7 separate regions of the Homo sapiens genome follow, and all the other regions are linked to region 3. A link is a contact called in ENCODE Hi-C or POLR2A ChIA-PET data. All regions are on one chromosome and are shown on one strand. The core of a region is the stretch at or near the end of the contact, and the rest is flanking DNA. Distances in the headings are between cores, read along the strand shown.

What was found. Hi-C counts contacts between places; a loop is a spot of excess contacts on that map. ChIA-PET counts read pairs that join two places held with the same protein, here RNA polymerase II (POLR2A). Pooled maps may share reads with other maps.
Region 1: a map of B cell shows a loop between it and region 3 (21-fold over the local background). The contact joins the promoter of NSUN4 here to the promoter of TMEM69 in region 3. A Hi-C loop is called at or near these places in 2 of 168 maps with a recorded cell type or tissue (B cell and GM12878), 11 of 37 single-sample maps with no recorded cell type and 20 of 50 pooled maps. POLR2A ChIA-PET finds 5 or more read pairs at or near these places in 6 of 52 experiments (CD4-positive, alpha-beta T cell, GM12878, MCF 10A and 3 more).
Region 2: a loop to region 3 is called in a map of naive thymus-derived CD4-positive, alpha-beta T cell, with 10 times the contacts of the local background. The contact joins the promoter of MKNK1 here to the promoter of TMEM69 in region 3. A Hi-C loop is called at or near these places in 1 of 168 maps with a recorded cell type or tissue (naive thymus-derived CD4-positive, alpha-beta T cell) and 8 of 50 pooled maps. POLR2A ChIA-PET finds 5 or more read pairs at or near these places in 1 of 52 experiments (GM12878).
Region 4: a loop to region 3 is called in a map of endothelial cell of umbilical vein, with 2.4 times the contacts of the local background. The contact joins the enhancer-like site here to the promoter of TMEM69 in region 3. A Hi-C loop is called at or near these places in 1 of 168 maps with a recorded cell type or tissue (endothelial cell of umbilical vein), 3 of 37 single-sample maps with no recorded cell type and 7 of 50 pooled maps. POLR2A ChIA-PET finds 5 or more read pairs at or near these places in 3 of 52 experiments (A673, MCF 10A and T-cell).
Region 5: a loop to region 3 is called in a map of CD8-positive, alpha-beta T cell, with 7 times the contacts of the local background. The contact joins the promoter of RPS8 here to the promoter of TMEM69 in region 3. A Hi-C loop is called at or near these places in 4 of 168 maps with a recorded cell type or tissue (B cell, CD8-positive, alpha-beta T cell, naive thymus-derived CD4-positive, alpha-beta T cell and 1 more) and 11 of 50 pooled maps. POLR2A ChIA-PET finds 5 or more read pairs at or near these places in 5 of 52 experiments (CD4-positive, alpha-beta T cell, CD4-positive, alpha-beta memory T cell, OCI-LY7 and 2 more).
Region 6: a loop to region 3 is called in a pooled map, with 4 times the contacts of the local background. The contact joins the promoter of ATPAF1 here to the promoter of TMEM69 in region 3. A Hi-C loop is called at or near these places in 5 of 50 pooled maps. POLR2A ChIA-PET finds 5 or more read pairs at or near these places in 2 of 52 experiments (activated CD8-positive, alpha-beta memory T cell and activated T-cell).
Region 7: a loop to region 3 is called in a map of B cell, with 16 times the contacts of the local background. The contact joins the promoter of EIF2B3 here to the promoter of TMEM69 in region 3. A Hi-C loop is called at or near these places in 5 of 168 maps with a recorded cell type or tissue (B cell, CD4-positive, alpha-beta memory T cell, gastrocnemius medialis and 1 more), 3 of 37 single-sample maps with no recorded cell type and 10 of 50 pooled maps. POLR2A ChIA-PET finds 5 or more read pairs at or near these places in 3 of 52 experiments (HEK293, T-cell and activated T-cell).

The regions. Positions count from the first base shown.
Region 1 is chr1:46,339,428-46,342,338 of GRCh38, reverse strand. It overlaps NSUN4 (NOP2/Sun RNA methyltransferase 4), which reads right to left and starts at 1,532. Exons shown (of 6, transcript NM_199044.4): 1 at 1,420-1,532. The coding sequence starts at 1,512. RefSeq lists enhancers at 245-334, 1,462-1,671, 2,332-2,911.
Region 2 is chr1:46,602,809-46,605,633 of GRCh38, reverse strand. MKNK1 (MAPK interacting serine/threonine kinase 1) reads left to right here and starts at 1,366. Exons shown (of 13, transcript NM_001135553.4): 1 at 1,366-1,449. RefSeq lists a silencer at 1,185-1,404 and enhancers at 1,735-1,784, 1,552-2,052.
Region 3 is chr1:45,686,419-45,689,475 of GRCh38, reverse strand. TMEM69 (transmembrane protein 69) reads right to left here and starts at 1,295. Exons shown (of 3, transcript NM_016486.4): 1 at 1,201-1,295. It overlaps GPBP1L1 (GC-rich promoter binding protein 1 like 1), which reads left to right and starts at 2,943. Exons shown (of 13, transcript NM_021639.5): 1 at 2,943-3,057. RefSeq lists enhancers at 1,284-1,353, 2,303-2,632, 2,653-2,772, 2,843-2,892, 2,953-3,057 and 1 more.
Region 4 is chr1:46,222,287-46,225,008 of GRCh38, reverse strand. No RefSeq gene overlaps it. Among named protein-coding and RNA genes, the nearest start is that of LURAP1, 20 kb to the right of the region's middle. Within about 2 kb of position 1,353, at least 2 of the 41 ENCODE cell types and tissues checked have a DNase peak (open chromatin) inside an H3K27ac peak, as active enhancers do.
Region 5 is chr1:44,774,286-44,777,012 of GRCh38, reverse strand. RPS8 (ribosomal protein S8) reads right to left here and starts at 1,473. Exons shown (of 6, transcript NM_001012.2): 1 at 1,413-1,473; 2 at 873-979; 3 at 239-338. The coding sequence starts at 1,416. It overlaps SNORD55 (small nucleolar RNA, C/D box 55), which reads right to left and starts at 1,148; the gene lies at 1,075-1,148. SNORD46 (small nucleolar RNA, C/D box 46) reads right to left here and starts at 521; the gene lies at 424-521. RefSeq lists an enhancer at 850-1,139 and a silencer at 1,220-1,429.
Region 6 is chr1:46,666,783-46,669,759 of GRCh38, reverse strand. It overlaps ATPAF1 (ATP synthase mitochondrial F1 complex assembly factor 1), which reads left to right and starts at 1,396. Exons shown (of 9, transcript NM_001394565.1): 1 at 1,396-1,703. The coding sequence starts at 1,438. It also overlaps a transcript of TEX38 not described here. RefSeq lists enhancers at 947-1,096, 2,892-2,977 and silencers at 1,609-1,779, 1,207-1,826.
Region 7 is chr1:44,985,133-44,988,253 of GRCh38, reverse strand. EIF2B3 (eukaryotic translation initiation factor 2B subunit gamma) reads left to right here and starts at 1,659. Exons shown (of 12, transcript NM_020365.5): 1 at 1,659-1,761. It also overlaps the pseudogene PPIAP35. RefSeq lists enhancers at 1,316-1,365, 1,076-1,657, 1,616-1,885 and a silencer at 1,436-1,525.

The DNA of each region.
Region 1 (2,911 bases), core at 283-2,782, 650 kb before region 3:
TGGGAAGCCACAACAATTTTTCTCAAGGGGCAGGTCAAGCTGTGGTTTGGGTTCACAAGAGTCTAGAGGCTTAAGGCTGCCATGGTAAAAGCTGCCAGTAGGTGGGGAAGATGCTGGGGAGAGAAGGGGGTCATTATAACTTCTCCCTGAGAACCAGTGAGAGGGCAGAGAGATCATCAGCCCAGTTTCCAAAACTCTGTGAGAAAGGGTTGGGGAGGCCATAGGACTAGTTTCCACCGGCCGGCGAGCAAGAGGAGGTGAAATCGTGAGGCAAGTTCCCGGGGTCCTATGTGTAGGAGGAGGCGAAATCATGGGTCCAGTTTCCAAGGGTACATGAGTGAGCTGAGGGGAGGTCACTGGGCTCGTTCCCGGGGACTGATGAGCAAGGGGAAAGGAGGTTGCCGGGCTGGTTCCAAAAGCTGAAGGCCATCCGCTAGAGTAACAGAGATTAGTGTGCTGGTCACAGTACGTGCCTTGAAGACAGGGACGCCGCATTCTGGAGGGACTCATCCAGCTGCAATAAGGTGTCCGCTGACAGAGAGGGGGTGACCCCGGAATGCTGAACTGCTCAAAATAAGGGCTGGAGAGTGGGGAACCCGAGTGGCAGGGCTAGCGGCAGTAGGTCCTTTCCAGGAGTGGGGAAGAGGACTCAAAAGACCATCTCCCTGAGTGCGAGGAAGGTTGTGGGGGTGGAAGAGATGGTGGAGGTGGCGAGGGAATCGGCTGGGGTGGGCAGGGGGGCGTGCCGGTCATAGAAGAAATTCCAGGGCTTCCAGTGAGGCAAGAAAAAGGGTCTCTGGAGAAGCAAGGAGAGTCCAGAGGATGAGAGGATTCGTTGCACCTTTTGCCAGGGTTTGGGCCGGCAGTATGGACAGGGTGGTCGCTGTAACCTTGCCCGGTCGCCAGAGGCAGCTCGAGGTTGAGGAAGGGGCTGAATCCTTTCCTGCAAGGCGGCGGAGACCCAGGAGTGCAGGCAAGGTCGCTATGGTATTTTCCGAGGGGTGAGGGCGACCGGGCTGGAAAATCAATGAGGAAAGGAGAAGTCATGTGGGGGAAGAATGGGCAAGGGAAAGGGGGAGGGGAGGGAGGGAAGTAAAAGGGGGAGTGGGGGACAGAAAGGTAGGTGGACACAGCTGGGGAACAAGAGACAGTGACATCACTAAAAGAATGAAGGCGAAGGTGATGACGCAACTTGGGCGGAGTCAGGAGACTGCAGACGTAACAAGTGGAAGACACTAACGCTCGGGACATAGAGTGCGGACAGAGGCGGTGACGGAAAAGACGAGAGAGGGAGGTGCCTAAGGACGTTCCGTGGAGTGCTTGGGAAAGACGCTAGGCGTTCTAGAGGGCCGGGAAACGGAAAGACTGGAGAAGTTTCCACCCTCACTTTTCCCTCCTGCGCCCCCAGCCGGACCTTACCCATTTCTTCTTATATCGATGTCTCCGCGGGACCGTCGCGAGGTCCACACGCTTCAGCAGCTCCCGGACACCCCTCAGTGTCAGCGCAGCCATATCGGCGTGCTCCACGGGGTAATTCCGACCGGAACCGCGACAGGAGACTCGCGTGTTCCGGGGAGGTGGTGAGCGCCACCCGGCGGGACACGAGCGAAAAAAGGGAAAGGAAATACATCTGACGCTCTCCCAGGACTCCGCGCGCCTCTACAGACTCCGCCCAGCCAGGAGTCCCCTGAAGGCTGCTGGAAAAAGAGCAACCTGGCACCCGGAATAATGACTCTGCCTGGATGCTTAGAGCAGTGCGAGGGACTCCCAAGAAGCCCCTAGCCCACTTGGGGGACCAGGGAGGATTAGGAGTTGGTGGTTGAGTACCGAAAGAGTTAGCTAGGCGAAAAGGGGCGGGAAGGGCCTCCTAGGCCGAAATTGCATGGAGGAAGATCCTTAGGTAGAGGAAAATGAGACCAGGCTTGTAGGCAGAAGCAGATTTGCAGTGAAACAAATGAAGCTTAAGTTTCGGGACCTGGCCGGGCGTGGTGGCTCACGCCTGTAATCCCAGCACTTTGGGAGGCCGAGGCGAGCAGATCACGAGGTCAGGAGATCGAGACCCTCCTGGCTAACACGGTGAAACCCCGTCTCTACCAAAAATACAAAAAATTAGCCGGGCGAGGTTGCTGGCGCCTGCAGTCCCAGCTACTCGGGAAGCTGAGGGATGGCGTGAACCCGGGAGGCGGAGCTTGCAGTGAGCCCAGATCGCGCCACTGCACTCCAGCCTGGGCGACAAAGCGAGACTCCGTCTCAAAAAAAAAAAAAAAAAAAAAAAAAGTGGAGGCGTGAATAACCCACCCCTTGTTTAGCGTACCATCAAGAAATAACCATAAAAATGGGCAAGCAGCCCTTGGAGCTGCTCTATCTATGGACTATCCATTCTTTTATTCTTGTACTTTAATAAACTTGCTCTCACTTTGCATTGCGGACTCGCCCTGAATTCTTTCTTGTGCGAGATCCATGAACCTCTCTTGGGGTCCGGATCGGGACCCCTTTCTGGTAACAATGCCTGTAATCCCAGCCAATCTCCCTGCCTTTTGATCTCCCTGCCTCACTCCTACCCACCCTGATAATTGGCTGTTGAATGATCATTTAAAAACACAGTTTCTGATCATGTCCCTCCTCTCCACTGGATCCCTACTGGTGATGTCAAATGTTGTGGGGCCTAACGCTTCCGCAATTTGAGAAGACATAGTTAAGAAAAATAATACAAAACTTGGCCGGGCGCGGTGGCTCACGCTGCCCCCAGCCGAAAGCTTTTTCTTATTTGGCATTTGAATGTGGAATTTTGGAATTTTCTTATTGGCAACAAATACTGTCAGTTATTTTCCTTGAAGTGACAGGCTCACTTTGTTCATTTTTCAAGAAAAAGGCTGGCCGGCACTGTGGCTCATTCCTGTAATCCTAGCAC
Region 2 (2,825 bases), core at 117-2,616, 920 kb before region 3:
TTGTCTCAGAAAAAAAAAAAGAAAAAAAATTCCAAAACAATATTTGGAGCAGGGACCTAGGTAGTAAGCCATCCTCTCCAGCCTGGGGCAGAGCATCCACCTATTGAGTAAAGGATGCCGCATCACCCTCGGCTCCCATAAACACTGCAGCCTCTGAGGTTTCCTGTTGCCTCTCCTCCCTACCCCACAGCAAGCTGTGGAATATGTGGTGAAATAAGCCACAGTCATGACTAGAGCTCCACCTGCTTTGGGGGAGCCCTCCTTCCTCTGAGCACCCCCAGAGCCCTCAAAGATGTTAACTGAATTTGATTGCCATGTGAGGGACATAGCAACTTTGAGAACCTGGAACATAGGTCCTGAATCTCTTGGGCTATTGCCACAGGCAACAGGGAAGGGAACAGGCCAGCAGGGCCTCTGAAGACTTGAAGCTTGGATCGGCCTCCACGGAAGGTAATGAGTGGGAGAAGTCAGGATACATCGGGGCCCTCAGGTTGGACCGCAGGATTCCAGAAGGGAATGAACACAGAAGCTTGATCTTCCGCCTCTCCGGCCTTCACCCAGATTGGGAAATCTAGCAAAGTCCTGAATGTTCACTAATATTCCCAATCTCCTTCCATCATACAGATGAAAAGACAGCCCCGACAAGACAGGGAACAAATGTTTGTCAGGTGGATGATGGGAAGCAAGTCCCTGGGGCTCTTTAACTAGCTTGGCTTACCAAATCCTCACGATAATCCTGAGACAGGCAGGGAAGGGATGTTCACCTCCATCACTCGGAGTCAGCGCCTGAATTAAATCCCAGTCCACACTCTCATCCTTTCTCATCGCAGCTGCAGACTTGGGAAGGGGATGTGGGGAGACTGGTTGAGGCATTAACCTATTTACAGTTGTTTTTCCCCAAGAAATGAACTTTTAAAAGTTTTAAAAATTTTGAAATACTGGGGATAATGTTGTACTCAAGGAGAAACTCTTATGGTGAAATTCTAGGCACTCAGACTTTTAAAGAAATTGTACAGAATTGGCCCCCGTTTTAGAAAAGACTAGCAGCATTTCCCCACATATAAAAGGCATTTTAAAATTCCTTCCTGGCCTGCAGAAGCTCTCAGTACATGTTAATTACACCTGTCGCGCCCGGCCTCCTACCTTCCCGGGCTTCTCCACCCTCCATTCGGAAAAGAAAGCGCCGGAGGAGCTAAGCCCCACCCGCTTGCCAGCAATCTCCCCTCTCCCCGCCTCTTCCCTGTCACGCCTGCGCAGTTCGCTCAGCTCGAGCCCCCTGCCCTCAGGCGGCCCTGGGTAGCCATCAGGGCGCAGGCGCAGCTCCGCCCCCTCACCCTCCTCTCTGATCGGGCCCACCCCCTGGATCTAGCACCGCCTCTTCCGCGTTCTCGGAGGAGCGATCTGCAGGTAGGGGTGCGCGCGACCGCTCCCCGGCGGGAGCCAGCGAAGGTAAAAGCGAGACCTGCGAGGTATTCCTCCGAGCTAAATGGGGCCGGGGTCTGTGAGTGAGCTCGTGTGCCCGGAAGGGGGCAGTCAGGGCCTTCACGGCTGCCCGAGGTCACGACGCGATTCAGCTGCGGAGGGACAGCCTAAGGGGACGCTTTTCAGGACTGTCCCGAGCTGTCTGCGACCTCTGTGCCTGGGGTCGGGGCGTGGCCGGTGTCCGAGATGGCGCTTACTCTGTGGCCCGTTTGAGACTCAGTCTCTCCCAGGGATCAGGACCGAGGCTATGGCTGGGCGCAGGGCTCAGGCAGTCCAGTATCATGAATAGTTTTTCACGTGAGGAATTTGTGAAATCTGTGTACTGCGTTATTTTTAAGTTAATTGTTTTCATTTATTTTCAGTATTTAAAGGCTCCTGCCTGTGTGGATGGCTGTCCACAGGGAAAGGTAATAAGAGTGTCAGGTGCACCCTGTCTTCTAGAGAGCTCCAAGCTCCCTGACAGTGGCAGATCAGAGGCAGGCAGGCTCACAGGAATGAAGTGTTGTTAGAAGTGCTCAACTTCAGGGTCAGGGAGTCCTGGGTTTAGATCTCATCTCTTCCACCTCTTAGCTGTGTGTCCTGGGGCAAGTCTGCTTCCCCTCCCAGAGCTTCACTTTCTTCCCTAGGAAATGGCCATAATAGGGTCATTGTGAAGGGTGAATAGGATTATATGGAAGTCACCTAGTATGGCGCCTGTCATGTAATGGGTGCTGAATACATGGTAGCTGTGATTTCTAGGAGCTTGGTCATTTTGGATTGGGGTACTTTAGAAAGGCTCTGAGAGAAGAGTTGTTGTGACCTGGGCCTTGAAGCCTCAGTGGGATTTACAGATGGAACTGACCCTGCAGAATGGGAAGGGCACCACTGCCCATGCGCCAGGCACATGCTGGACAGTAGGTGTAATGTCTCACTGGATCACCACCCATCAGCCAGGTGCTTTCAGCCCACTCTCCTTAGCTTCAGCCCTTCATTAGAGGGCTGGGCTGGAAGTGATGTGAAGAGGAAATCCAGGGTTGGGTTTTATATGGAACTGAGCCAGCTAGAGGCTTTGGTGCCCCCTCTGCCCATCTGCTCCCACCTCAACACTTCTCTCTCTGTAATCCAGAGAGTTGGTTAGGAGTCCTGTTACTCTGGTATTTTGCAGATGTTGACAGTTGTGGGGGATGGCAACTCAGATTGCATGAAGCGAAGCCATGGGAGAGGGAAGCTCTGTGAACAGGAGCTGTCAGAGCCCAGCACGTGCTTAGAAAGTGCATGTGGTCTCCTGTAATGTGGTCCCAGAGTAATTGAATTACTTAGTTCCTTTTGCATCCTCTTCATGGGTGCCCTTGTGCTCTTCCTGA
Region 3 (3,057 bases), core at 46-2,545:
CCTCGGCCTCCCAAAGTGCTGGGATTGCAGGTGTGTGCCACTTAGCCTGATATAACACTTAATAAGTTACTACATGTAAATAGCTGAGAACCGTCCCTGACACAAAGCACTTTACACAGGAGGGACTGATTAAAAACTCTAATGTAAGCAGCCAGTAAAAACAGGTGAATGATAATATGGATCTAGATCTGACAATTTCATTCTTAACCAAGAGAATGGGATGTCTAAAAAAACCTACAGTTGCTGCTTAATTTTAAAAAATCGATTGGGCAGGGCGCAGTGACTCGCTCCTGTAAGCCCAGCAGTTTGGGAGGCCGAGGTGGGTGGATCACGAGGTCAGGAGTTCGAGACCAGCCTGGCCAACGTAGTGAACCTCCCCCCCGTCTCTACTAAAAATACAAAAAATTAGCTGGGCGTGGTGGCAGGCGCCTGTAATCCCAGCTACTCGGGAGGCTGAGGCAGGAGAATTGCTTGAACCTGGGAGGCGGAGGTTGCAGTGAGCCGAGATCGCGCCATTGCACTCCAGCCCACGAGACAGTGCGAAGCTCCGTCTCAAAAAAAAAAAAAAAAAATCGATTGAACTAATTTATTGATCACAGATCTTAGGGCTGGGTCAAGAAATCCTGTATACCAGTTAATGTCTTCATACTATACTTAAGGAAGCAAGTAGGGAGGTAAGTAATCCTGGGCCTCCGAGTAGAATTTAGATCACACCCACACCCACCCACCTGAGCCCCAGACCAAAATGCCCGCAGAGCGTACCCATCACTTTTGTTCAAAATCACTTTCTTCTTAAGGACTTTCCAGACCACTCCATTTAAAATCTCAACCATCCCCCCATCTTTGGAAACTCCCTTTCCTCTGTGGCACGTGCTTTCCAACTAGTGGGTATTAAAAAGTGATAACCTAAAAAGTCCAGGGACGGCAGGTGATGCGGGATTAAGGACTGAGACTCAAAGCTTAATCCTCCTAATATAAATGAAAAAGCTCAATATTCCCATTGCCCTGGTGGGAAGACTGCAAACTGCCAGCTTCAAACTGACCTCTGAGAAAGGAAGGCGGGGTTTAGACGCCAGTGTCTTCGGGAAACCCTGCCCGAGAGTGCCCGCGTCTCCAATTTACTACCAACCCTTGGTGCCCTCCCATCCCAACGTCGCAAATTTACTACCAACCCTTGGTGCCTCCCATCCCAACCTGCACCTGTGGCGACTTTGAGACTTGCCAGCGTTGCACGGAGAGAAGGAAAACAACCGCAACAACAGCCCAGGTCCACTGGAAAGGCACTTCCGGCAAGTGGATTCAGAGAGGCCCCTACTTCCTGAGGGCTGAAAAAAAATGAGTCCGGGTAGGGACTTGACCTGCGCTAATTGGTTCCTAGGCCCGGCTTTCTGTTTGGGGGCCATTCTTAATTTCTAGTTGAATCCAGATGTTGAACGGTCCTTGAAGTTCTATTCCAGGGCTCCCAGGCAGCAGAATCTGCCCACAGAGTTCGGGTAAGTAGAGTGCAAGTACTGAAACAATCTCAGAATGATGGTGGTGAAGGAAGGTAAGAGACGGGATTTTAGGCCCAGTGTGACCTGAATTGCTTGCCATCTGTGGGACTTATGTTTTACTTTGCAAAACAGGGTTTATAAGGCCTATGGGGACACATCTCACTGCATTAGGGCCCTTTACTATCATTTAGAGGGGGAAAAAAGCCCAGTTCTTACATCCATTTTCTTTGCTGGGACCTATAAACTTCATTAAGGGTTAAAGAGCACAAGAGCAGGATTTTCACTTCCATGAAAGGTGTGGTGATAAGGGCCCTAGGCTTGGGGGTGGTTCGGAAAGTCAGATCATTTCTCCTACTGCCCTCGGCTTTATTTCTCGGCTATGTGACCTTGGGCAAGTCCCTTCTCTTATCTAGACTTGTTTCACAGGAAATGGCACCAGGCAATTTTAGTGCCCTTCCGTGTCTATGGATAAAACTGAAGACATGTAGTAGGAGATCTCAGGGGCCCACGCCGGCCAGTCCCTCCAATCCTCCGGATTCTAGGTAGTCTAGCTTCCTGGTTGCCAGCCATTACACGGTTTAGCTTTCCGTGCCGGATGGAGCCACAGCGAAGTCTTCCTTAATAGTAAGCGCTTTTAGTCGAGCTAGGCCTTCAGTTTTATTGCCTTCTCTGTCATGGCAGCGCCGCCCCTTCCAGTAGTGCGATACCCAATGAGACTTCAGGTAGGAGAAACGGCACTGTCGCAAGCGCAGGCTCTCGCCGGAATCCCGCCCTTCGCTTGGGCGGGGGAGTGACGCCTGCGCTCCAGGGGAACTACTACTCCCAGCGGGTAGCGCGGCCGACGCAGCCGCGCAGCCTCCGGGGCCAGGCCGTGTGGCCCGCTGGGGACTGGAGTCTCAACGACGCGCACACGAGAAGTAAGGAGCGGAAGGTGGGAAAGGGCCGGAAAACACACGTTCCTCCGAAACCGGTTTGCAAGTCCTTGTAGAGGTAGTTTCGGGACGCGCACTGGCCAAGGGGCGGGCTGTGGGAGGGTGAAGAAAAAAGGGATACACACATGCATACCCACCCACTCATTCATACGCGCCCAGGCCCTGGAAGTGGGCAAGGGGGTTAGAAGGGGCGTACTAAACTAGGCTTGTCCGTGCCTCAGGCGGCACGAGGAAAGGCAGAGGATTCAATTCTGTAGGGGGCAGAGGTGACCATGCGCCGCCTCAAGCGGCGAAGAAGGGAGCCGGGGGCGGGGCAGGGCATAACCGCCGTTCTGGAGGCCGAACGTTGGCAGCGTAGGGAACTGGCGTCCGGGAGGGTCGCCGGAGCAGTCCCTTGCGCATGCGCTTCTTCAGGTGGGCGTGTGTAAGGCGGGGTCGGACGGGGGATGGGAGGGCCGTGCTGCTGGTCGCTCCTCCTCCTCCACCCGCTCTGCCCCTCCTGGACCTTGTGGGCCGGGCAGCCATTTTGGGAAGAGCTTTGTTATGGTTGTGGACTAGCCGCCTCTGCCGGGTCGACAAGCTGGGGACGCGTCCTCAGACGCAGCGTCTAGTCCCTGGCCATAGCTCCGCCG
Region 4 (2,722 bases), core at 104-2,603, 540 kb before region 3:
GAGTGAATCACTTGAGGTTAGGAGTTTGAGACCAGCCTGGCCAACATGGTGAAACCCCATCTCTACTAGAAATACAGAAATTAGCTGGGTGGTAGTGGCGTGTGCCTGTAGTCCCAGCCACTCAGGAGGCTGAGGCAGGAGAATCGCTCGAGCCTGGTAGGCGGAGGTTGCGGTGAGCCGAGATCATGCCACTGCGCTCCAGTCTGGGCGACAGAGTGAGACCCTGTCTCAAAATAAATAAATAAATAAATAAAATAAATAAATGCAGGTCTTTACAATGCCCACTCCCATGGTCTCTTGTCTCAGCCAGCACCGCCCCCGCTTATCCCCCCAGGCACTGTTTCTGCAGCTTTCATGAGCAGCCTCTTCTTTGTCTTTACTCTGACCCCGGACAAAAGCCCCCAGTGCACTTGAGGGCAGTATGCGCCCTCTGATATTTTCCACACCCCGTTTTCATCCCATCCTCTCCTCTCTCTGCATTTCTGCCCTTTTTCTTACCTTCTCCTTCTTTGAGCTCCCAAACAGCTGTACCCTATAAGCCAGAAAAGTCTAGTTAGAGAGAAGCTGAGCCTCAACCAGCCAAGTTAGAGGCAGGTAGAAGGGACCAAAGATATGTGTTTACTGGAGTTTCCGGGCTTCTCTGGTGGTGAACTGAAATCTAAGGTATTCAGCCAGGATGCCTAGACCTAAGCGGAATACCCAGGCAGCCTCACTCACCCCAGCTTTCCAGCCCCACAACACTCTCAGGTGCTATCCAATTGACCCGTAATTCCCTGACCTGTGGAGCCACACCTACTTCTGCAAGACCCATCTAAGTTTCCTAATTTCACAGCTCCCCACCCCCACCTCTGCTTCTAACCTCCAGGTCTGAAATGCTGAGCTCTGTTCCTATGATGTCTGGAGCTACTAGCCCTCCTTCCCAGAAAAATGGTGGGTCCAGGATTGATTTTTCCTCCTATCTGTGATCCAGACTAGTGCATCCTTCACCCCTTCATCCAGTCCAGGCCCAGGGTTTTCTTTCCTGCAGCTCTTCCTCTAAAGACTAAGCTGCCTCTTTAGGAAGAGGTGAGAACGCAAACATTGTAACAGGGGCAAAATTGCTTTCAGTCCCTTTGGGCTTCAGTGGTGTTGACTGGCCAGGTGATGGAGCTGTGGGCATGTGGGCTTGTGATCTGGGTTTTCTGACCTGGACGTCGCCACAACTTTACAATGGGTGATGCTGGGCAAGTCTATGCCCTCTTTAGGTCTGACTCACTAGCCTTTCTGCGCACTGACGGGGGCTGGTCTTTAGAAGGCCATGTTTTATTTGAGCTTGGAGGTTCCACACAGCAACTCCAGCAGTGGTGCATAATGGCCACAAGAGGGCGGGCAACCTCTTCAGCTCATAAGTGTGTAGACTGAACAAGTGAACCTCAAATAAGAATACTATACAGTGTCTTCCAAGAAGGGTATAATTCCATGAACAATGTTGCTGAAGAGAAAAAAAAAAGAAATAAAGGCTGGGCATGGTGGCTCAGGCCTGTAATCTCAGCACTTTGGGACGCTGAGGTGGGAGGATTGTTTGAGCCCAGGAGTTTGAGACCAGCCTAGGCAACATGACAAAACCCTGTCTCTAGAAAAAATACAAAAAGTAACCCGGGCATGGTGATGCGTGCCTGTAGTCGCAGCTACTTAGGAGGCTGAGGAGGATCACTTCAGCCCAGTAGGCAGAGGCTGCAGTGACCCGAGATCGCACCACTGCGCTCCCGCCTGGGCGACAGAGTGAGACCCTGTCTTAAAAATAAAACAACAGGCCAGGCAGGTGGCTCACACCTGTAATCCCAGCACTTTGGAAGGCTGAGATGGGCGGATCACTTGAGGTCAGGAGTTCAAGACCAACCTGGTCAACATGGCAAAACCTCGTCTCTACTAAAAATACAAAAATTAGCCAGGCATGGTGGTGCACGTCTGTAATACCAGCCATTTAGGAGGCTGAGACAGGAGAATCGCTTGAACCCGGAAGGCAGAGGTTGCAGTGAGCCGAGATCGCGTCACTGCACTCCAGCGTGGATGACAGAGCGAGACTCCATCTCAAAAACAAAACAAAACACAAAACAAAACAAACAAACAAAAAAAAACAGGAAGGGTAATTAACCGAGGGCACACTACAAAATGACTACAGAGTAGGGACTGGAATAGGAGATTCAAATTCCCAGTCTGAGGGGAAGTCAGGAGTCCCAAGACCATAGGAGTGGTATGGAGAGGTCTTGTGAGCAGTGGAAGAAGCTGAGAATATACTTTGGACATTTCAATCATTTGAGGGGGTGGGAGGGGAAGAGAGGGTGTTTAGGGACAAGCCATGGACTGAATATTGCTCCAGAAGGACCGGGGTGGGAGTTTCAAAATGAGACTTGAGGAATTTAGGGAAGCAGAGATGATCAATTTGGCTTCCTTCCCTTCCCCAACACAGAATACAAAATAGAGAAATGGCACGAGTTATTCCAGGATTTGAGGAGGACGCCTCTTTTGCAGGAGGATGCAGTGAACAGCCAAAGTCATCTGACATCCTTTTCCATCTTTTTCCTTCTAGTATCCCAGTTTCAAGGCCCAGGAAAGGCAGGGACTAACATATGGAGCAGTTACCCCAGAGTTCAAAGGGTTAATCTCTAAGAATTCATTCTCTGACACCAGCCACAGCTCTTGTCCCCATCTCTGGGACCGTCCCCTCTGAGCCCCAGGTTGG
Region 5 (2,727 bases), core at 224-2,723, 910 kb after region 3:
CAAATGCCTTGGTCTAAGCCACAGACTACTTGCTAAAAGCACTTGAATCTTTTTTTTTACTGAGAGTCTCGCTCTGTTGCCCAGGCTGGACTCGAACTCCTGACCTCAGGTGATCCGCCCGCCTCGGCCTCCCAACGTGCTGGGCTTATAGGCGTGAGCCACCGCGCCAGGCCCACTTGGTGAATCTTAAGACCGTTTAGGTGCGTTTTCCCACCCACTCCCAAAGGGCCTCACTCACACTCTGAGCCCCAGGAGAAATTCCCCACGTCCAACCTCAGGGCACGGTATTTCTTGTTACCTCCCCGCACACGGACTGTGTGGATGCGGCGGGGGCCAATCTGGAAAACACAAGGTTACAGGAACTAGGTTACCAAGGAGAGCAAGGCAAGTGAGGGAGAGGAACCTGGGCCGGGAGGAGGCAACAGTCAGTGTAACTATGACAAGTCCTTGCATTGGCAAGTGGCACACAGGTGACCAAGACGGCCACAACCACGCCTAAGGATTCTTTTTCATCACCCTACTTGCCTCCAAGAGGAAAGCCTGACCCCAAATGCTGAAAATTAAGCCTCTGTAAAAAAAACAAGACTAGGCTTCTGACTATGACGCGAGGCGCCACCCTCTCCAGAAGCTCAAGTCCCCACACAGTATCCTTCTCTCTGAAATCCTAAGCTCCAGGTTTGGGGGCCTGAGGGAGCATTCCCTCTTTGGTACTTACTTATCCAACAGCTAAAGGGGGACAGGACACCCAGGCCCTACTACAGAGAAATCAGAGCCCAAGAAAGAACGCACAACTGTCACACGGAAAGACCCGAGCACGCTGGAGAGCGGGGGAAGGCGACCTCCCAGGCGGACAGGCCCACGCTCGCACCCACCTTGGTGTTGGCAGCTGGGCGCCCCAACTCATACTTCCGCTTCTTGTGGTAGGGCTTTCTCTTGCCCCCGGTTTTGCGGCGCTTGTGCCAGTTGTCCCGAGAGATGCCTGCATGTGGAAGCGGGGAAGGAAGCTTGAGCCACTGTGACTCGGTGCTAGCGACTCGCCAGCTCCCGGAGACCCCCGCGCCGGGCCGGTCGCACGCTCAGCTCTCCAAGGTTGGCTTCCCCACCGCGCACTCGGGAGTATGCAGCATTACCGAGTTGTCATCATACACGTGCGGCCAGGCCGGGGCCTCCTCCTCGCGGCAGCCATGTTGGCGCCGCTCGGAGCCCGCAGCCCGCGGCCCGGAACCCGGAGCCCAGAGCCTTCGCAGCCCCCAGAGACGGGCTGGGCGGCCGAAACCCGAGGGCCACCACTCCTCGTGGCTGTCCCTGGCCGGGGGTCGGGGCGTCTGGACTCCTCAGTAGGCTGTGAAGCAGGATGGGGCCTGATTGAGCTCAACCTCCCTTCACCCGCCTCAATGCAGAGCGACACTCACCCATCGCTCGGCGCTGGCTGGAAAGAGAAACCGCAAAGATTCACGGTTCGGTTTGTAAAACGCTGCCCCGCCCCTTTACTTTACGTTGTTTCTGAGCGCCGAAACAACGTCGGGCGACGAGACTTACGTGTCAGCTGCCGCGCCTAGGGCCACGAGCCTAGGAGGGTCTCGCAGGCTGCTGACCTCTGCCGACCCCCGGCGACTCGCCTCCGACCCTGGGCTGGGGGAAGGGGGTCTGCGGCGTCGGCAGATCTGGGCGTGTTTAGACTAGTTTCAGAGGCTGCTGCGGTCGTTTAGGATGAGATGTGGGTGCGGCTGCGTTGAAAAAGAGTGGAAGGCAATGGAATTGGAAACGAGTGTGGACTTGGGTTTTGTTTTGAAGGGTTTGGTGGTAGATTGGACATGGGGATTGAGGGAGAGGGCGGTGTCAAGGATTCCTAAGATTGTCACTTGATCAATCGGATAAATATTGGGGCCATTTACTGAGATGGGGTAGGCTAAGGTAGGAGCTGTTCTGGACACGTTCATTTTGAGATCTTGCTAAGTCATGTTGAGTGGGACTAACAGATAGGAAGCTGAATATTAATGACTGGTCATCCTTATAAGGGATCTGCACCGAAGATGTTATTTTGGGAATCGTTGGCTTATAAATGGTAATTAAAGCCACCAGAATGAACGGAACTTAGGAAGAGAGTATAAAGGAGGGATCAGCTAACTTTTCTGAGCTAGAAGGATATCTATTTTTTAATTAAAAAAAATTTTTAGGCCTGGCGCGGTGGCTCACGCCTGTAATCTCAGCACTTTTGGGAGGCGGAGGCGGGCGGATCACGAGGTCAGGAGTTCGAGACCAGCCTGGCCAACATGGTGAAACCGCGTGTCTACTAAAAAAATACAAAATTTAGTTGAGCATGGTGACGCACACCTGTAATCCCAGCTACTCAGGGAGGCTGAGGCAGGAGAATCGCTTGAACCAGGGAGCTGGAGGTTGCAGTGAGCCGAGATCGCACCACTGCACTCCAGTCTGGCGACAGAGCGAAACTCCGTCTCAAAACAAAACAAACAAACAAAACAAAATTAGCCGGGCGTGGTGGCGGGCGCCTGTAATTCCAGCAACTCCGTCTGGAGGCTGAAGAAGGAGAATCACTTGAACCGGGAGGTGGAGGTTCCAGTGAGCCGAGATGGCACCAATGCACTCACTCCAGCCTGGGTGATGGAGTAAAACTCTGTCTCAAAAAAATAAAATACACAAGTTATTATTGATTATAGTCACCCTGTTTTGCTATCAAATAGTAGGTCTTATTTATGATGATATTTT
Region 6 (2,977 bases), core at 147-2,646, 980 kb before region 3:
CCCCAGCATTCCCACATTACCTTCAGGTCTCTGCTCAAGTGTCCCCTTATCTCTATCTCTCTTGGCCTGCTGTTTTTCTGCATACCATGTAGCATCACCTAACATTATATATTTACTGTCTGTTTCACTCCACTAGAATGTAAGCTCAATGAATTAATATAAACAAGGATCTAAGAACTTCAGATAATGATAACTGCTATAAAGAGAATGCAATAGAGTGATGGGATAAAGACTATAAAGAGATGGAGGGGTTGTCATTTAGGTCCCTTGGAGGTGCTTACATGTGAACTGAGCCCTTAGATGATGAGGAGGCAGCCACATGCAGATCCACAGAGAAAACAGCAAGTGTTAGGAGTGTGAGCCAGGTATGGGCTGGCATACTTGAAGGACTTATTCATCTTCCATTACACTGTTCCTCGCACAGGGCAGGGCTCAGGGCTGATCTCCATGAGCATAGGTTGGATTGAGCAGAGTTGAAGGCTCTGCCCCTGTCCCAGGAGGGGCTTCAATCAGACAAAACCCAGACAAGAAGGACCTGATGATGAGTACTGTCCCAGAGAGCCCACTCCAGGACTGGCCCTGTTCTGTGAGCAGGTGGGACACAGAGATGTTAATGTCACTGTCCCTGACCCTAGGAGCTCACACCTGGTTCAGACGGTAAGGAAGATTGTGGCATTTGGGTTGAGAGAATGGAAGGAGAGAGGATTCCAGGGGTCAAAAAGGGCCTGAATAAGGACTCTTCAAGGAGTAATCCTGGTGTTTCTTTGGGAGAGAATAGGTCACTGTGGCTGGAGTTCAAGGAGGATGTCAGGAAGCAGAGGAAAAGGAGGCTTGGGAGGCAGCTGCCATCTTGAAAAGAGCTCAGCTGTCGGGTAGAACTTGAACAAGTCACATAATTACTCTCGGCCTCAGTTTCCTTATTTGTTAGATGAGGATAATACTGCCACACAGAGTATGAAGCCGCTCAGTGTCCTGCACATAGCAACCTCAGTAAAGAGAAGCTTGCTGCTGTGATTATAGTTGATGAAAAGACCTTCGATGCTGAAGGACGGACTACTACATCGAGTGCCTGGCACTACAGCGAGTGCCAGGGGCAAGCACCGCGAGGACATGGAGATCCGCTGGCTTTAGAGAACGGACTTGGCGCGCAGAGGCTGCTGGTCCCAGAGGGAGGAAGGGCGTTGAATTTGGGCAGCCTCCCTGGAGGAGGCGGGCCGTGGCATACACAGGGCGGCGAGAGCGCGCAGTGCCGGGGCCAGAGCGGCGCGCCCCCTCCTCCCCGCCCCGCCTCGCCGCTATCCCGCGCCCGGAACCTTGGGCGCGCGGAACCTCGGTGCCGGAGCGCGGGCGCGGCGCACTCGGAGCGGGATGGAGCGGGCGCGCGGGCCGCGGGCCGAGGCCGACGCGCCTGAGGAGGAGGAGGAGGCGGGGGCGGCCATGGCTGCTGTGGTGGTGGCGGCTGCGGGTGGCGCGGGACCGGCGGTCCTGCAGGTGGCCGGTCTCTACCGGGGCCTGTGCGCGGTGCGCAGCCGCGCCCTGGGCCTGGGGCTCGTGTCACCCGCGCAGCTGCGCGTCTTCCCAGTGCGCCCCGGCTCGGGCCGGCCCGAGGGGGGCGCCGACAGCAGCGGGGTCGGGGCCGAGGCCGAGCTCCAGGCCAACCCTTTCTACGACCGCTACCGCGACAAGATCCAGCTGCTGCGCAGGTGCGGGCCTGGGTTGGCTGGAGGCGGGCAGGAGGCGGGAGGAGGGGCGGCCCGGGCTGCTGGGCCTTAGGACAGCCCTGTGAGGTGGGCACTAGTACTGTCCCAGCTCTTCAGATGATGTAGCCAGGCTCCGCGAGGCTAGGTCACTTGCCCAAGATCACACAGCTAATTGGTGTCAGAGCTGGGAGTCTCTGCAAAGCCCTGGCTCGTTCCACGTTTGTCTGCTTTGGTTCTCCAAACGCTAAGGTGGACTCTTATGACAGCCCTGAGGCAGGCAGCTCAGAGACACCTGTCCTCATTATAGAAATGGGAAAACGCCTTCTAGAGAAGGGACTTGACTTGCTCAAGGTCACATATTAAGATAGCTGAGGCCTGGCTCAGAGCTGGAGTTCCCAGGCTGGTGGTAGCTTAGGGCCTTGACTGCAAGGAAAGGCGACTGGGGATGGGAGGAGGGCATCAAAGACTAATAGTGTCACAGTCGGATCACCCATTGAACCCTCTTAAGGAGACTGAGGATCAGCGAGAGTAAGAGACTTGCCAAAGGTCACACAGCTGTTTGGGATTTGTCTGACTCTGAGTCCAGGGTCCCTAACACCACCTCTTAGCTTCCAGAGGGAAGGATCTGGAGCTTAGAGGGGCTTAAGGTGCATATGAGGGGCTATAGGAGCATCTGAAGAGTTCAAGTGGGAAGAGCTAAAGGAGATCAGAGGTGAAAATTAAAGGGGCTTGGGAGAGAATTTAGCAGGGTAAGAAGGTAGTTGTCTTATGAAAGGAAACCAAAGACTTAGTACTGTAAATTTGAGTTCTGTCTCATCTCTACTTCCACTGCCTTAATCTACTCCATCATCGTCACCTGGGCTGTTGCCATTATCCTCTAACTAGAGTTCCCTACTTCCATTCCTGGACTACTTTACCCCAGTTCCTCTCACTGCTACTGTAGTGATCTTTCTTGCCATTTGAAACAGTTATGCAGTAAATGAATGAGTATTTTTGCTCTCCTTCCAGCAGCATTGAGATAGTCTCAAGTATTTGTCATCTTAAAAGCCTTTCTTTGATGTACATTCCCCTCCAGGCTTCTCTCGTTGATCTGTATTTGATCTGTTTTACACACAAGCATCTCTGAAGAGTTGTCTACTTGTACTTTGAATACTTTATCAGCATCCATTTATTCTTACCCACTCATGAACAAATAAATAACTGGTTTTACCGTCCTTCCCCACTGGATCATTCCCATCAACATTTACACATACTGTTATCCCCCCACTGACCTCTAA
Region 7 (3,121 bases), core at 410-2,909, 700 kb after region 3:
CTGACTGTGGACAACTCTAACAAGTTTGGCTTTTGTTTTATCTTAACCACCAGACCATTCCTTTTGTAGCTCAGAAGAGCACCCCTTCACCCCATTTGCTTGCAGTATTTTTTTTTTTTTTTTTTTTTGAGACGCTGTCTCACCCTGTCGCCCTCTCCCAGGCTGAAGTGCAGTGGCACGATCTCGGCTCACTGCAACCTCCACTTCCCGGGTTCAAGCAATTCTCTTTCCTCAGCCTCCCGAGTAGCTGGGACTACAGGCGCACGCCGCCATGCCTGGCTAATTTTTTCTTTCTTTCTTTCTTTCTTTTTTTTTTTTTTTTTGTATTTTAGTAGAGACGGGGTTTCACCATGTTGCCCAGGCTGATCTTGAACTCCTGAGCTCAGGCAATCTGCCTGCCTCGGCCTCCCAAAGTGCTAGGATTACAGACGTGAGCCACCACGCCCGGCCTGCTCGCAGTATCTTATCTTTGTGCTCTTGCTGCAGTTCCCTTTGGGTTCCATGTTTTCCTTGTTCCTTTCCATGCCTAACTGGATTGCTGAGTTAAGTTTATGATTATGAAATAAAAACTAAATTAAAAAAAAAAAACAGGGTCTCACTCTGTCGTCTAGGCAGGAGGAGTGCAGTGGCCCGATCATAGCTCACTGCAGCCTCGAACTCCTGGGCTCAAGCGATCCTCCCGTTTCAGCCTCCTGAGCAGCTGGGACTACAGGCACACACTACCATGCCCAGCTAATTTTTACTTTTGTAGAGACTGGAGGCTCTCTCGCACAGGCTGGTCTTGAACGCCCGGTTTCAAGCAATCCTCCCACCTCGGCTTCCCAAATTGCGGAGATTACAGGCATGAGCCACCATGCCCAGCCGCCCCCAGTTTTGATGGCTAAAGTTAACGTGAGTGGCCCTGTTACAAATAGGAAGTCCCGGGCCGGGCGCGGTGGCTCACGCCTGTAATCCCAGCACTTTGGGAGGCCGAGGCGGGCGGATCACGAGGTCAGGAGATCGAGACCATCCTGGCTAACACAGTGAAACCCCCGTCTCTACTAAAAATACAAAAAAATTAGCCGGGCATGGTGGCAGGCGCCTGTAGTCCCAGCTCCTCGGGAGGCTGAGGGAGGAAAATGGCGTGAACCCGGGAGGCCGAGCTTGCAGTGAGCCGAGATCGCGCCACTGCACTCCAGCCTGGGCGACGCAGAGCGAGACTCCGTCTCAAAAAAAACAAAAAACAAACAACAACAACAACAACAACAAAAACAAATAGGAAGTCCTGGCAACCCCTGCAGGGGCATTCGGTGATTTTTTTCACTAGCTAGCCAAAATTGCGGCTCCCAATGAGCTTTCTTTCACCGAATGTACTCGAAGCCAGGTCTTAGACTTACTCCCTGAGGAAAGAGGCTGAGTTGTTCCGTCTGGGTTCCCGGCACCCTGCACTGGGAGGAATACTCAAAAGGCGTTGGTAATGTGTTAATGGACAGAGGGACACACGTGTCGAATGCTCCTCGGTGGCCCCGCCCCCTCCGGCCCGCCTTCCCTCCTCTCCGCTGAGTGTGCTTCCCCTCCGTCATCCATCGCTCGGCGGTCTTCTCTTCTCCATGGGTCTGCTCTGCGCGTTCCATCGAGTTTCTCGGCCATCGCGCGCCTGCGCCATTGGGCTGTCAGTCAGAGGCGGCGTGGAGATCGCTGGGAGCGGTTGCGGCGTGCCGGGAGCTGAGTTATAGCTGTGACTTCTGCCCTGCCAGGCCGCACACAAGCTGGCTGACCCGGGTGAGCAGTGCGGTGGGGCCACTCATCTGAGGGAGGCGGGCATGTCGAACTGGGCCGAGGTGGACCCGAAGGGGTAGGAGAGGGTGCTGAGCCCCGAAGTTGTCAGCTCGACTCCCTGCTCGACCCGGTGTAGCTGTGTCCGAAGTAGAAGGGAGGTTGGGGATGAGAATCCGAGCCAACCACCTTATGCAACAGATGGAGGAACTAAGTTTCTAATCTCAGCTACTCGAGAGTCTGAGGCAGGAGAATCGTTTGAACCCAGGAGGTGGAGGTTGCAGTGAGCCTAATTCGCGCCACTGCACTCCAGCCTGGGCAACATAGTGAGACTCTCCGTTTCAAAAAAAAAAAAAAAAAGAAAAGAAAAGAAAGAAACGAAGTTTCGGGGAGGGTTCTGCTTAAAGTCACAGCGAGTGAGCGAGCACCAGACCGGTACCAGACGCCTTTAGCACTGTGCCTGCACTCTTTCAGCCTCAGCCCTTCATTCATTTGTTCAGCCTGCCTTTAGTTGTTTGGATGCAGGGCAGTGAAATATAGGGAGGAGCAGTGAGGTCTCTGCCTTCAGGCAGCACACGTGGAATGACAGACCAATTCTGATACAGTTTTCTTATCTATTTACAACTGGAAAAGGCATGAGTGCTATGATGCAGGCAAGTCTGAGATGCGGTGAACACCCTCTCCAAAGCTTGGGAGGCAGCGAGACTCGTTGCCATGATTCCCGTCAGCCATAGTCGTGGCAGTGACATGAGCATTTGACAGTCTGCCTGGTAGCATGATTAGTTATGTTCATGATTACTATTCATGCTTCCTAGGTTGCCTTTCTTCACCCAGGGCCTCCTTGAGAGCTGGAACCTCAGTTCCTAGTGACCTGGGTTCTAATGCCCTTATGCACATGTTTGAGTTTGACTCTTATACAGTTGTGAAGTTCACAGGTCCTCATTCCACTTTGATTTCTGGCATCTGACTGGGAATACAGTGATGATGCACACACAGTCCAAGAAAGTCACTCTTACACTCTTATGTAGACATTTAAGAGACATTAATGTTACACTTAAGTAGACATTTAAACACATACGTGCAATGAAACCCGTAAAGGCTAAGAGAATCTGCACATGGCAGAATGGAAGCACTTCGGGAAAAGGAGTCACTTCTGGAGGGGTGGGAACGGTTAGGAATGGCTTTGTAGGCAAGAGGATTCTTGAGCTGTCTTCAAAGTTTAATAGGTGATTACTAGACACAAGAGAAAGGCAGACTAGGAAGCAACAGTAGCAGTGCAGAGACCAGAATTATGAAGCAGCATGGCTCAATTAGTACGAAGGTTTTCCATAATCTAGTCTCTGTCTAGTAAAGCAAATACAAATAT